3 separate regions of the Homo sapiens genome follow, and all the other regions are linked to region 3. Evidence: chromatin contacts called from ENCODE Hi-C data. All regions are on one chromosome and are shown on one strand. Each heading gives the region's core, a stretch centred on a gene start or an enhancer-like site at or near the end of the contact. The rest is flanking DNA. Distances are from core to core; before and after follow the strand shown.

The links. Hi-C counts contacts between places; a loop is a spot of excess contacts on that map. Pooled maps may share reads with other maps.
Region 1: a map of naive thymus-derived CD4-positive, alpha-beta T cell shows a loop between it and region 3 (5-fold over the local background). The contact joins the promoter of OSBPL2 here to the promoter of SLCO4A1 in region 3. A Hi-C loop is called at or near these places in 1 of 168 maps with a recorded cell type or tissue (naive thymus-derived CD4-positive, alpha-beta T cell), 2 of 37 single-sample maps with no recorded cell type and 11 of 50 pooled maps.
Region 2: a map of gastrocnemius medialis shows a loop between it and region 3 (3-fold over the local background). The contact joins the promoter of PSMA7 here to the promoter of SLCO4A1 in region 3. A Hi-C loop is called at or near these places in 1 of 168 maps with a recorded cell type or tissue (gastrocnemius medialis), 2 of 37 single-sample maps with no recorded cell type and 9 of 50 pooled maps.

What each region holds. Positions count from the first base shown.
Region 1 is chr20:62,236,048-62,239,901 of GRCh38, forward strand. OSBPL2 (oxysterol binding protein like 2) reads left to right here and starts at 2,474. Exons shown (of 14, transcript NM_144498.4): 1 at 2,474-2,550. LOC105369209 (a long non-coding RNA gene) reads left to right here. Exons shown (of 4, transcript NR_160555.1): 4 at 1-254. RefSeq lists a silencer at 2,202-2,601 and an enhancer at 3,299-3,854.
Region 2 is chr20:62,141,644-62,145,534 of GRCh38, forward strand. It overlaps PSMA7 (proteasome 20S subunit alpha 7), which reads right to left and starts at 1,751. Exons shown (of 7, transcript NM_002792.4): 1 at 1,565-1,751. The coding sequence starts at 1,660. It overlaps SS18L1 (SS18L1 subunit of BAF chromatin remodeling complex), which reads left to right and starts at 2,126. Exons shown (of 11, transcript NM_198935.3): 1 at 2,126-2,246. The coding sequence starts at 2,178. RefSeq lists silencers at 953-1,592, 1,633-2,342, 2,463-2,522, 2,553-2,602.
Region 3 is chr20:62,640,529-62,644,655 of GRCh38, forward strand. It overlaps SLCO4A1 (solute carrier organic anion transporter family member 4A1), which reads left to right and starts at 1,975. Exons shown (of 12, transcript NM_016354.4): 1 at 1,975-2,025. It overlaps LOC124904949 (a long non-coding RNA gene), which reads right to left and starts at 1,809. Exons shown (of 2, transcript XR_007067711.1): 1 at 1,125-1,809; 2 at 1-818. RefSeq lists a silencer at 1,463-2,412.

The DNA.
Region 1 (3,854 bases), core at 1,224-3,723, 400 kb before region 3:
CATCTGTAAAGTGGGAATGATGGCACCTGGTACCCACTTGATTGGCTGTTGCAAACATGAAACCAGATGGGCCTGTAAATCACAGGGCACTCGGCCGCCATCACCATCATCATCATCAACATCATCATCCTCATCATCATGGCCCCAGCTCATCCATCTTTGTTGCCTTCTCCACCCCCATCTTCCATCCTTGGAGAACTGTGCCTCTTGAATTGGCCTCGTGACCTAGTAAAGATCATAACAAAGACGCCTAAGTTGGTCTCAAGGCACCCTCCTTACTACCCACCAACTGAGGGAGGATTCTCGCCTAGTCCCAGCAACTGGCCCCGGGGAGGAAGTACCCTTCCCAGTCCTGGCACGTCTCCAGCAGTGCTGGCTGACGGCAGACTACCCTTGAAGCTCAGTTACTGCATTTGTGGAGAGGGGTGAAACCCCTGCTCCAGCCCAGGGGCCATCTGAGATCACACCCCCAACCCCAAGGCCAGGGTGGATCTCCCTGCTTGGCCCTGGGGTGGTCCCTGGGCAGATGAGAGGGTCCTTCTGCCTGAGCCTCTGAGGCTGCCCTCACTGCAGAGCTCGTGGTCAAGGGGTGGGTGGGCAGGTTGGATCCCCTCAAGGGCACAGGGGTTAGAGTCTTAGAGACTTAGGGTGAGGGACATGGAGAGTGATGGGTTTCTGGGACCCTGAGCTGGCCCTGGCAAGGCCCACAGGGAAAGCTGTGGAGCGCAGTCATCTCCGTGGCAACTGGCCTCATCGTCCTTGTCCTGGCTTGGGGGCCGCACGCCTTCCCTTCCCTTTCACCGGCTGGAGTCGCTTTCTTCAGAGGTAACCATGGCAACCCCTTTGTTTCTGAGGCCTGCCCGCCCTCCTCCCCGTTCTCTCTTCAGGAGAGGCTCAGCCAGCTCCTTCCTGGTCCCGGCACGTCTCTAGTGGCGCCGACTGACAGTGGCCCACCAGTGAGTGGGGCCAGCCCCTGGGGTGGGGGAGAACGGCCCTGCTGGGCCCAGAGATGTGGCCTGGGCCCCACCCCTGCCACAGAGGCCACGTTCATTGGCTCACTCATGCCCTGAAATTTATAGAGAGTACCCACGTCTGCCACGGGGCCACAGATGGGGCAAAGGCCTGTCCCTGCCTCCATGGCCCTGCTAGGGGCAGCCTGGAAGTGGGGAGACAAGGCCTGAGGAGGGGGTGCAGAGGCCCAACGGGGGCTGGCTTTGCTGCAGGACGCACTGCGGGGTCACGGGTCATCTGCCAGAGCTCTCAAGGCCACAGGAAGCCCAGGACTCTTGGCTTTACCTCAAATGGGCTGAAGCAGAAACAAGCATGTGGTTCACGTAACTGAAAAGTCAAGGAAAGGACCTGCTGAGGTGCAGCAGGGTCCACGTGACCCGGCCGTGGTTGCTCCGGCTTTCCTCTGGGCTGGCTTCATTCTCGTGCAGCCCTGTTCTCGGGTAGTGAGATGTGGAAGACTGGCCCCTTCCCTCTCTCACCTAACCCAGCTCTGGAGAGGTCTGTGGGCAGATGGGAGAGTCATTTGACTTCAGCCTCCCCTCCGGTCTGAACTCTGACCCTACAGCAAAAGTCCCAGGACTGAGCCTCTTTGGCTAGAACTGGGTCACAGGCTGACCCCTAAACCAACTGCTGTGACTATGTAGCCAGCCTGGTTTATGCCACTCCACTCACCTCAAACCAGACCCATGACTTCAATGAGATGTTGACAGGGGAACCCTGGTTTGCAGATGAAACTGAGTGATCACAGACTCAGAGAGGTTAATTAATTTGTCCAAATCCACACAGCTGGTAAAGAATGCAAGCTCCAGGTCTGATTCCAGAACTTCTGGGCTTAACCCTGGAGCCACTGTAGGTCAGTGGGAGTCCAAAGGGTTTTAAGTATGGTGGTGAAACGGTCGGGGATGCAGCTGGAGGGGTAAATTGGCGCTGGATTTTGGTTGGCGGTGAATGGCATGCAAAGGAGGTGGACGATATTCAGGATTTGGTAGGACAGTGGAAGCAGCTACGCCCCAGCTATCGCACGGTCCCCAGCATTTGTAGGAAAAAGCCCCCAGGGCTTTGGGTAGCCTCGCAGGCCCGCACTGCCGCCAGGACGCAGTGCACCTGAGGGCGGAGCACCCACGCCCCGGGCCACCTGACTCACTGTTTGTCAACTCTGCTCTCTGCAGCCACGCCCTTTCCTCCTTGCCTCCCTCCCCTTTTGGCTCAGGGGCGGCATAACCCCGCCTCTCTCCTGCTGTGACTGGCTGTCCTTGCCGTCACTCCGCTGCGTGGGCGGGGCTCTGAGGGGGCACAGGTAGAGGCCCTTCGCGAAGGGATTAGCATAGTCCCACCCCCCGGCGCGAGCCTCGGGCCGGGCGCTGATTGGGCAGGCAGCGGCCGACGCGGCGGCGCCGGGCGCAGCGAGTGGCGGGCGCGGGCTGTCAGTCGGCGAGGCGGCGGGCCGCACTTCCGCCTCGGTGTCAGTGGGTCGCGGGCCTACGGGGCGGGGGCGGGGCGGCAGTGAGCTCGGCCGGCAACCGAGGGACCCGCGTCCAGGTGAGTGGCCCCCGCCGCCGCCACGCGAAGGCCCGGGACCCCGGCGAGCTGCGGGGCCTGGGCCGCGGGCTGGGGCTGGAGCCGGGGCGGGGAGGGGAGGGCGGGCCGGGCAGGACCCGGGTCCGCAGGCCGCCTCCAGCCCCGGCCCCGGCCCCGGCCTCGACCCCCACTGGGAGGCGCGCCCGGCCTAGGCCGCAGCCTGGCGCCCCGGGGAAACTTTGGGAGGAAAGTTCCGGCCGGGCGTGGGGCCTGGGCCTGGGTCCCGCGGCCCCCGCACCCTTCCCCCTGCGGTCGCCCGGCAACTGCGATCCCGGGACCCCCGGCCCGGCCCCCCCGAGATCCCCAGCCCCCCTGCTGCCCCGCTGAGCAGGAAGTGGGGACGGGCGCACCTGCTCGCGGCCTCGCCCTCTCTCACCACCTCACCGGGAACAGGGAAGGATTTCGTGCGCATTTAGGGCGATCCTGTAGGTGAGGAGGGCGAGTTCCGCCGGGAAGAAGGGCAGGGAGACGCAGTCCCACTCCGACCCTGGCCTTCTTGTCCCGCAGGCCTGTGTGCACGTCGTCCCGGGGAGGGTGCCCGCGAGCCCTTGTCCGTTCCCCTGGGCTCTGTTTTTGTTTTTAATTTATAAATCTTAGCAGACTACACACGGTTGAGAACTTGCTACCTAAAACCTATCTTTGGTAATGTAATTTTAAGAGGTTCCTTCTTTCGCCAGTTATATTTTGGTACTCAGAAGAATACGTCTTTAGACTTTCCAAGTTTATAAGCCCAGACCAAGACTGTTAGGTCGTCACAGCACCTCAGCCTCCCCGCTTCATGGGAGGACCGGCGACGAGGCAGTGGGTGTCGGGGTGTTGCAGGCTCTCCTGGGGTGAGGGTCACCTCCCAGGGGCGTTTCTATCTGAACCGTCCTCTAGGACAGGCCCTGGCCTAGCCTGGCTCCGGCAGCTTTGGGATGACTGCCCGGAACACCTGGAGAAGGGGTCCCATTCGGTTTGGTTGGATAGACGTTTCTCGAATGCCTGCTGTGGGCCTGGCTGGGTGCTGTGCGGCCTTCCCACCAGCTGGATGTGTGGTGAGGACAGCGGAGAGTTGAGGAGCCCGGAACTGGTGCAGGGGCCACATGCTGGGAAGCCACGGCCGTCCCTGCTGCCCTTCCTAACTCGTGCCCATGGCCTCTTTTCTGGCTGTCAGCCTCAACTCCTTCATCCGGACATGTAGCACTTTGCTGATAAGAGAAGCAAACGAGATCATTTTCTTGTTTTATGTTTTGAGATGGAGTCTCGCTTTGTTGCCCAGGCTG
Region 2 (3,891 bases), core at 501-3,000, 500 kb before region 3:
AAGTCTGGTGTTCTGAAGGCAGTGTTTCTGTAGTTGTGAAATTATATTGAGCCACAATGCACTGTTTCCTGCACTGTGACATACTCATGTGACAGCCATGAGAAGGGGCCTGATTTGCCGTCAGTGGACAAGGTGTCAAGTGTTATCCCAAACTGTTTATGGCTGATGCTGGAGAAGGATATGGCTGTTATTAAAAGCATGAACAATCACTGACAGTCAACCCGAGTCAAGCCAGAAACAAAGGGAACCATCATTGGGATAAACAGCGCCTCCTGGTTTAGAGCAGGGCTTCTCCAGCTCAGCACTGTGAGCACCTGGGCAGGGGGATCTCCCTGTGCCTGCCGCCCTGAGCACGGGTGGGATATTGAGCAGCGTCCCTGGCCTCTACCCTCCAAATGCCAAGAGCACCTCTGCAAGGTCTTACCACTGGAAAAGTCTCCACACACTGCCAGTGGCTCCGTGTGGGCCCAAAACCATCCCTGGCTGAGAAGTATTGATCTGAAGTGTTTGGGTTTTCTGGGAGCTTTCTCAGGTACTGACTCACTTGACCTTCGACTGACTCGAGGCCCAGAGAAGCTATATGGGTTCGTTAAAGCCAGCGGCGGCCAGCTGGCGGGGGTGGCAGTATTGGGGTGGGTACAGGGGTCAGCCGACTCCTAGTCCTCTTTAAGCTGAGTTAGATCACCTGATGAATACTGGGCCTTCATTTCAAAACAAAGATTCAGAAAATGAAAACAAATCAAAATTTACAGAACCGTGTGTGCTGCTTTCTCTGCCTGCTCAAACCTCTGAATACCAGATGATAAAAGAATAACGATCTCACAGACTGACCAATTAAACTGACACGTCTTGATGGTACGAATTTAAGTTTCAAACAATGTCACTAAGGTCAATGTACACGAGCCCTCGTCAAAACGAAACGGCCGCGTCCAAACCAGTCCTGACCCGGGCGGCTGCAGCCCGGCCCCGGGAAGGCTCCTCCCGGCAGAGTGCGGAGACCTGGGAGGCGCCCGCCACCGGCCAGGCCAGCGAGCCGCTTTGTTCTCGAAGCCCACCTGGGCCTAGAGAATAAGTGTTGCCCCGGAGCGGGTGGGGGTCCCCATAAGGGGGGTTTGAGTAGTTCGCTCCCCAGCCACCCGGCTGCGTGAACAGCCCCCCAGCGAGCGCACGGCCTACCCCCCGCGCTCCGCGGCCCAGAGCGGCCCTCGCCCGGCCTCTGCTCGCCGGGGCGGCGGCGCGACCCACGCGCCCGGCCGGGGCCAGGGGTGCTCAAGATGGCGTCGTCACGGCCCCCGTGCCCGGGGCCCCACGCGAGGCCGGGCCCCAAGCGAGGCGCTGAGTGGGGAGAACGAGCGCTCGCGGCTCACGCCAAACGCCGCCTCTGCAGGCACTCGTGGAGACCGGCAGCGGGGCCCGCGCTCAGCTACAGCCCTGACCGCCCGCGCCGCTGCCCCGCGCACGCCCGCGGGCGCCCACAGCGCCGCGCCCGGCCCCGGCCCTCTCTGGGCTCCCCAGCCCCACTTCCGCCCGCGTCCCCGGCCCCGCGCAGGCCCCGCCGCCTCACCGCGGTCGAGCCCTTCTTGACGGCCTCCTGCGCGTACTCCACTTGGAAGAGGTGGCCGTCGGGCGAGAAGACGGTGATGGCGCGGTCGTAGCTCATGCCGGCGGGCGGCGGCCGGGCTCCTTCCGCCGCGACTCTCAAAAGCGCACACTCACGGCCCGCGCGCACCCGCGACTCCCGGCGCCACTACGCCCGCGCCCCACCCTCGGCGCCGTGTCCTGCGCTGCCGGCGACGGGCGGCGTCAGGCGGCGACGGGCAGCGTCAGGCGGCGTCGGGCGGACGTGATGGCGCGCGCCGGGGCGGGGTCAGGCCGAACCACCGGTGGCCGGGGGTGGGAGGCGGTGCTCCGGCGAGGGCCGGGCGCTGGGTGCGAGGGGGTCGCCGGGGGCCACCGTTCGGCACTGGGCCGCAGACCGTTCTGCAGGGCGGAGCGGCGGCGCCGCGGGCCCGGAGGCGCGGCGACGGCGACGGGGCGGACGAGCCCACGACGCGGCGCCCCCCGCGCTCCCGCCCCCTTCCCCCCCTCCGCGACTGCGGATAATGAGCGCCTCGGGCCGCCCAGCGCAGCCGGAGTATCCACCTCGATGACCACGGGCTGAGCCCCGCGCCGCCACCATGTCCGTGGCCTTCGCGTCTGCCCGGCCAAGAGGCAAAGGGGAGGTTACGCAGCAAACCATCCAGAAGGTGGGCCGGGCCGGAGCGGCGGCGCTGGGCGGCGGGTCTGCGGGCGGGCGCGCGCGGGGACGGGGCGCGGGCAGCTGGCGGGCGCGGGGCGCGAACAAAGCCGGGGCGCAGCCGGGCGGCCGCGAGCCCCGACGGCGGCCCCGTGCCCTTCCCCGCGTCCCACGCCTGCGCGCCGGCGGGCACCCGGCCGTGTGGGGGGCGGTCCCCGGAGAGCCTGCGCCAACTTTGTTGGGGCGCGCGGGTCCCTCGGGCCGGGGCACTGGGCGGTGGGGGCCGGGCGGACGCTGGAGGCTGCCGGCCCCCGAGCGCGCTGTCCCCCGAGTCCGCGGCGCGCGCTGGGAACTGTCCTGGGCTATGCCGGGCGCACGGGGACCCCTCGGGGCCGGAGCCGCGGCGAGGGCTTGTCGCGCTCCGCAGCCAGCTTCGGTGGCGACGGCGGGCGGTACTCGTTTTCTGCGCTCATTTTGGTTAGTGGTGAGGGGCCCGGGTCGGCCTCCGGGCGCACTTGCGACCGCGGGGACTGTGGCCGGGGCTGCCCCTCTTGCTCCTGGAGCGAGGCGCGAACGATGGAGGCACGGAAGGACGCGTCCCGATCCCCATTTGCGGGGCATCGTTACGCAGCCCGGCCCCGTAGGGAGCGCACCGCCCCCTCCGTATCCTCGCGGCTACGCCGGGTTTCAGCGTGACACCCTCGCCAGCCGCCTCGCCTAACAAACTTGACGGATTTGCTCCACAACCTTTCTTCTAGCTCCGTAAGTTCGGCCTTGTGGTTTTCAAGAGACAGCGTTTATGTGGGTTTGGGACACCGTTATCCAAAGCCCTAAGTTTTGAAATTGAGACTTTGTATTTTCTGCTGTTTTTTCTGTAGAAGACAGATTCGGAAGAAAATCAGCATTAGCCATACCCGTTTCAGTTGTCACAACATCTGTTGGAATGACATTGGTTTTTTTTCCTAAACTCTGACTCCGTCTTCACCCTGGTGGGATTGCAGGGATAAACAGTGGTATTCCTAGGTTCCCAGGAGCCGCTTGTCTCCCTAAGGGGGTTCACCTTGACCTTGACTGAGGCTGTTATTCCTTGATGACGTGCCAGTCTCCTGTGGAAGTTGTCCTAAATCTATCGCCTATTTTGAGACTACCTTTGCTGTTGCTAGTTTTAGAAATTTGATGGTCTTAACAAATGAGAACCTTGGCCAACTCTGAACAGGAGAGATTGAGAATAGCAGAAATACAGATTTACAAGTGTGGCATTTTAATTTACTTAGTAAACACTTATGTGGCGCTTACCGTATCCCAGACACTGTTCTAGGGGTTTTATAAATCTTGATTCATCCAATTCTTCATAGAAGCTACTGGCATCCCGTTTAATAGCTAAAGAGGCTGCGGCCTAGGGAGGCCGTGCCTTGCTGGTAAGTGGACACTGAGGCCTAGGGGGGCTAAATGCCTTGCTGGTAAGTGGCACAGCCAGGTGTCGATCCCATACGGTGGCTCCAGGGTCTGCTCTGTTGGTGCCCCTTGATCTGGGAACATTTGGCCAGGCGGAGGTCAAGCTCTAGGCTCAGAGGCAAATGTTGGAACCCAGAGCATCTCCTGGCACTCTGGTTTTTTGGAGCTTAACAGTCATTGTTCCTGAAGCTACCTTTGGC
Region 3 (4,127 bases), core at 725-3,224:
GTTTGCTCTGGATTTACCTTTCCAATGGTGCCTATGCAGGAATCCCAAAGAATGCCTGGTGGGGTCTGAGGCGGGTCTCAGGCCGGGAGCCCTCCACAGGCAGCAATATTTGGCTAGAATTTAATGCCATTTTGTTTCTTTTTATCTATTTTTATGGTGACCTCTTTGTGGTAATTGACACTGACTTTTTAAAAAATAAACTTACCCTTTTAATCAAATGTGTGAATTGTTTAAAGGAAAAACATTGTGTAAATAATGTTTTCAGGGGGTAGAATCCAGACGTGAGTTTTGGAAACAGAGTCCAGTCCTGCTTCTGACATTTGAATTGCTTCTCCAGCATCATCACCAGAAGATGGGCTACCTGTGCTCACAAGCCTCCTGTAACACGGAGCTCACCACCTCTCAAAGGCACCTTCTGTCAGGTCTGCCTGGAAATGCTGCTCCCGCAGACTCCGCACCTGAGGCCAGGTCTGCAGCGAAGCTCATCCACACCTGAGGCCAGGTCTGCAGCGAAGCTCAGCCCCCTTCCTTCACAGGAGAAATACTTCTGGGTGTGCACCTTCCACTCCTGGCAGGGCCGTGAGCCCCTGTGGCAGTGCCTCACCCTCTGGGAGGGACCCTCTCCATCTGGGAACAATGTGGGTACTTTTTTCTCTTAAAGGGCAGTGTCAGGAATGAAAGCAGATACCCAAAAGCAGTGGGTCTCGTGGCCTCGTGTCTGCTTCCAGAAGTGGAGGGCGGCCTGGGACGGCGGGAGCCCTGAGGACACCACCGGGGGGGTCCCGGGACCTGATACGAGTGGGCAGGAGCCCCAAGCCCTGGAGGAAGGAAAACCATTTCATAAATAACTGCATGGGGTTGTGGGCCTTTTCTCACAAGCCGCAGCACCTCCTTCGTCTCTCCACGGTGAACCCGCCCGCCACGCTATGCCACCAGGCCAGGTCCTGCAGCACCGCCTCCGTGGCTAGGACTTCCTCACCAGCCTGGGGCCGTGAGGTGGTCATTTCCCCCCTTACCTGACTTATCTCAGGATTCACACACACACACTTGACTTTCGGAAACTTCTTTTAAATTAATTTCACTGACACTAAAAGGGAAGCTTTGTGGAGTGTGATTGTGGTTACCTGTTAATACTTGGCAACAATTATGAGCCCTGATATGAGCCAACTTCTTCCGTCTTATCCCCTTTGAGGACGCTCTGTTATCGCCCCCATTTTGCAAACGAGGAAACTGAGGCTCGGAGGCCTGGAGCAATGTGTTCCAGGACAGACGGCAGGAAGCCGGGGTAGGAATTCCAACAGGGAGTTCCCTCTGTGGAAGGGAACGTGGCTGGCACCTCCCTGCCTTCCACCCTCAGAGCTAGTGTGAAAAAGAAGACGGGGTTATGGAAAAGGCAACGGGCTGGAGATTCCCCGGATTCCCAGGCTAGGGCGCCGGTCTCACTGTGCGCGCAGGTGGGGCGCGTGCCAGAACAGGGCCTGGGGGTCAGGCCGAGACCGGCGGGCACCTTCACCAGGGCCGCCCGTGGCGTTCCCCCAGCCCCTCTGCCGCGGGCCCCACGTGGCCCCGACCCTGCGGCAGCCTTTCGGAAGGGCGGAGCTGAAAAACGGCCGCTTGGCTCCACTCGGCCCCACAGCGCCCAGGAGCGAATCCCGAGTCCGTTCGGAACCGCCTCGCCGCGTGGCCTGGGGCGGCGTCGCCACCGCGCGTTCTCGGCCTCCCGGCTGCGGCAGCGATGCCGGTCCTTGGAGCTGGAGCGGGGAGTCCAGGAGGCGGCAGCGCTCCGGAGAGAGACGCCCTGGTCCCCCGCCGCGCGTTCCCGCCTCTGTGCCCTGGGGGGGAGGAGGGGGCGGTCGCCGCTGCCATTGGCCGTGGGGGGTGAGGCGGGCCCCGCGCAGGAAACCCCGCCCCTCCCTCTGCGGCGGGGGCGGCCCCAGCGGATGAATGAAGCGGCGCGTGGCTGCCGGGGAGGCCAGAGCGTGGAGCGCTGCGCGGCGCGGCGGCCGGGCCCTCGAGACGGGGACGGTGAGTGCGCGGGGAGCGGGGAGCTGGCGCGGGTGCACAGGGCCCGACCTGCTGGCGTAGGAGCGCGGCAGGTGCCGCCATCGTGGGCAGGGGCTGGAGCGCCGGGGGGATGCGCGCGGGGGCGGGAGGCCTGGGCACCGGCCGAGCGCCCCGAGCCTCTCCGCGGGGGAGGGCAGGACCGAGCGGAATCGGAGGCCAAATTCGCCGCTTCCCGCCGCCGGCTGCGCAGGTAGGAGCTCCCGAGTCGCCCGCAGGAGGACCGAGGCGAAGGGGCCCCACGCTGCAGCGGGTGCCGGGGGGAAGCGGGTGAGCAGGGGCTGCGGCCCTGGCAGGGACTGTCGGAGTGGCCGGGGCAGGTGACCTGGGCAGGTGGCCCGGAGCGCGCGCAGGCGCAGGCCCCACAGATCCAGCTGGGGACGAACGCGCCTCCGCGGAGCTCCAGAGTTGCGGAGTCACCCACCTGCGGCGGCCGCTGCTGCCGAGTCAAGGAGGAAACCTTCATGCACGGAAGTTTCTCGGGGGCGGCCGGGCTTTGTTCGCGCCAGAGGCGCTCGAGACATCTCCGGGAGGGGAGCGCGGGCGGAGCGCACAGGGCTAGTTTCCAGCAGCGGCGGCGCCCCTTTCCCTGCCCCACCACGCGACGTCCTGGCCGTGGCTTGGGGGGACCCGGGCGCCCTCCAGGTGCAGGCAGAGGGTCGGGTGCCCTCGCGTTGCTGTTGGGCTCCCCTGACCAGGGAGGATGGAAAGGAAGGAGCAGGCAGGCTTAGCTGCCCTAGACCGGCCCTAGACCGGGAACCTGGAAGCAGATCTGACTTCCACTTCCAAGGGAGAAACCGCCTCCCGCACTGGCGCCCCGAGGGGAGAGAGAAGCCCAGCTAGGTTTCCGCGTGGTCCGCGTGGTTGGTGAACCCTCAGGCTGGGGGGTGCCCCGCTTGGCGTGCAAGGCCCTCTTTGGAGCTGCCGTGGGACCTGGCTATGCGTCCTGTTTCTGTCTGGAGGCGGCTGGAACGCGGTAGTTTTCCACATCCATGCAACCAGCTTGTCAGCTGCTGCTCCTCAGCTGTGGTTTTTGGAACTTGGGTTACCTCCATCTAATCAGAAACTGGCTCTGCAGAGCCCGGTGTCAGCGACGTTTTCATTCCCAGCAGCGGGAGCAAATGGATCTCAGAGGACAGCTCCTTGGCCTTAGCCGGCTCCGCTTGTGAATCTGGTAATAATGACAAGGACAGTGACAGCAGGGGTTAGGTGTTGAGTGCTGGAATGTGCCGGGCATGGTACCCCTGCTTTGAGCATCGTCTCATTCAGTCCCTAGCAACCCCACGAGGTGGCCATTATCACTCCCACTTTATAGATGAGTAAACTGAGGCACCAAGAGGTTAAGTGATTGACTCTAGGCCACACAGCTTGTAAGTGCTGAAGAGGTCTGACTCCAGGTTTGTCTGATCCAGGCTTGGGCTCCTGTTTTACGACTCTGTTCTTAAAGAGGCAAAAGGCGACTGCAGGGTCAGGCCGGAGACCCAGAACAGCGTCCCAAGAGCTGGGCCTGCGGTTACTGGGCCAGAGTGTCTGTTCTGGGTTGTCAGTGATCGCAGGACACCAGTAGGATGTTGCTCGGGCCGAGACCACACAGCCCGACTTCCCTCTGTGCTGCTGGAGGGAGCCAGGGCAGAGGCCGGCCACTCGGTGAGACCTGGACGCTGACCACAGCCAGGCTGCCCTGACCGCCCTCAGCAGGCTGTGTCCTGCCTTCCTGCTGGGCAAGGTCAGCAGGTGGTGCCTGGAAAATTCTTCATGAGGGAGCTTCCCTCCCGAGTGGCCGTGACCTAATCTGTAGCTCACTGGGTGTGGCCCCTAAAGCAGGTGCTGGGCAAGTCCCTCCCATGGTGGAGAGCTGGCTGGGCACGTGGCAGGCAGGGCAGGCTGGGCCAGGTGAAGGGTGGCCAGGTGGATGGACATGCTCTCCTTGCTAGACTAAGCCCAGAGAGGCCGGCTCTCCTCGGGGCTCTGATGGGCCCCTTGGCTTGACCAAGCCCCATTGCAGTTTTGGCTCCAGGTCGGTCTGACTTCCAAATGGCAAAATTTTTCTCAGCCCATTGTAGAAT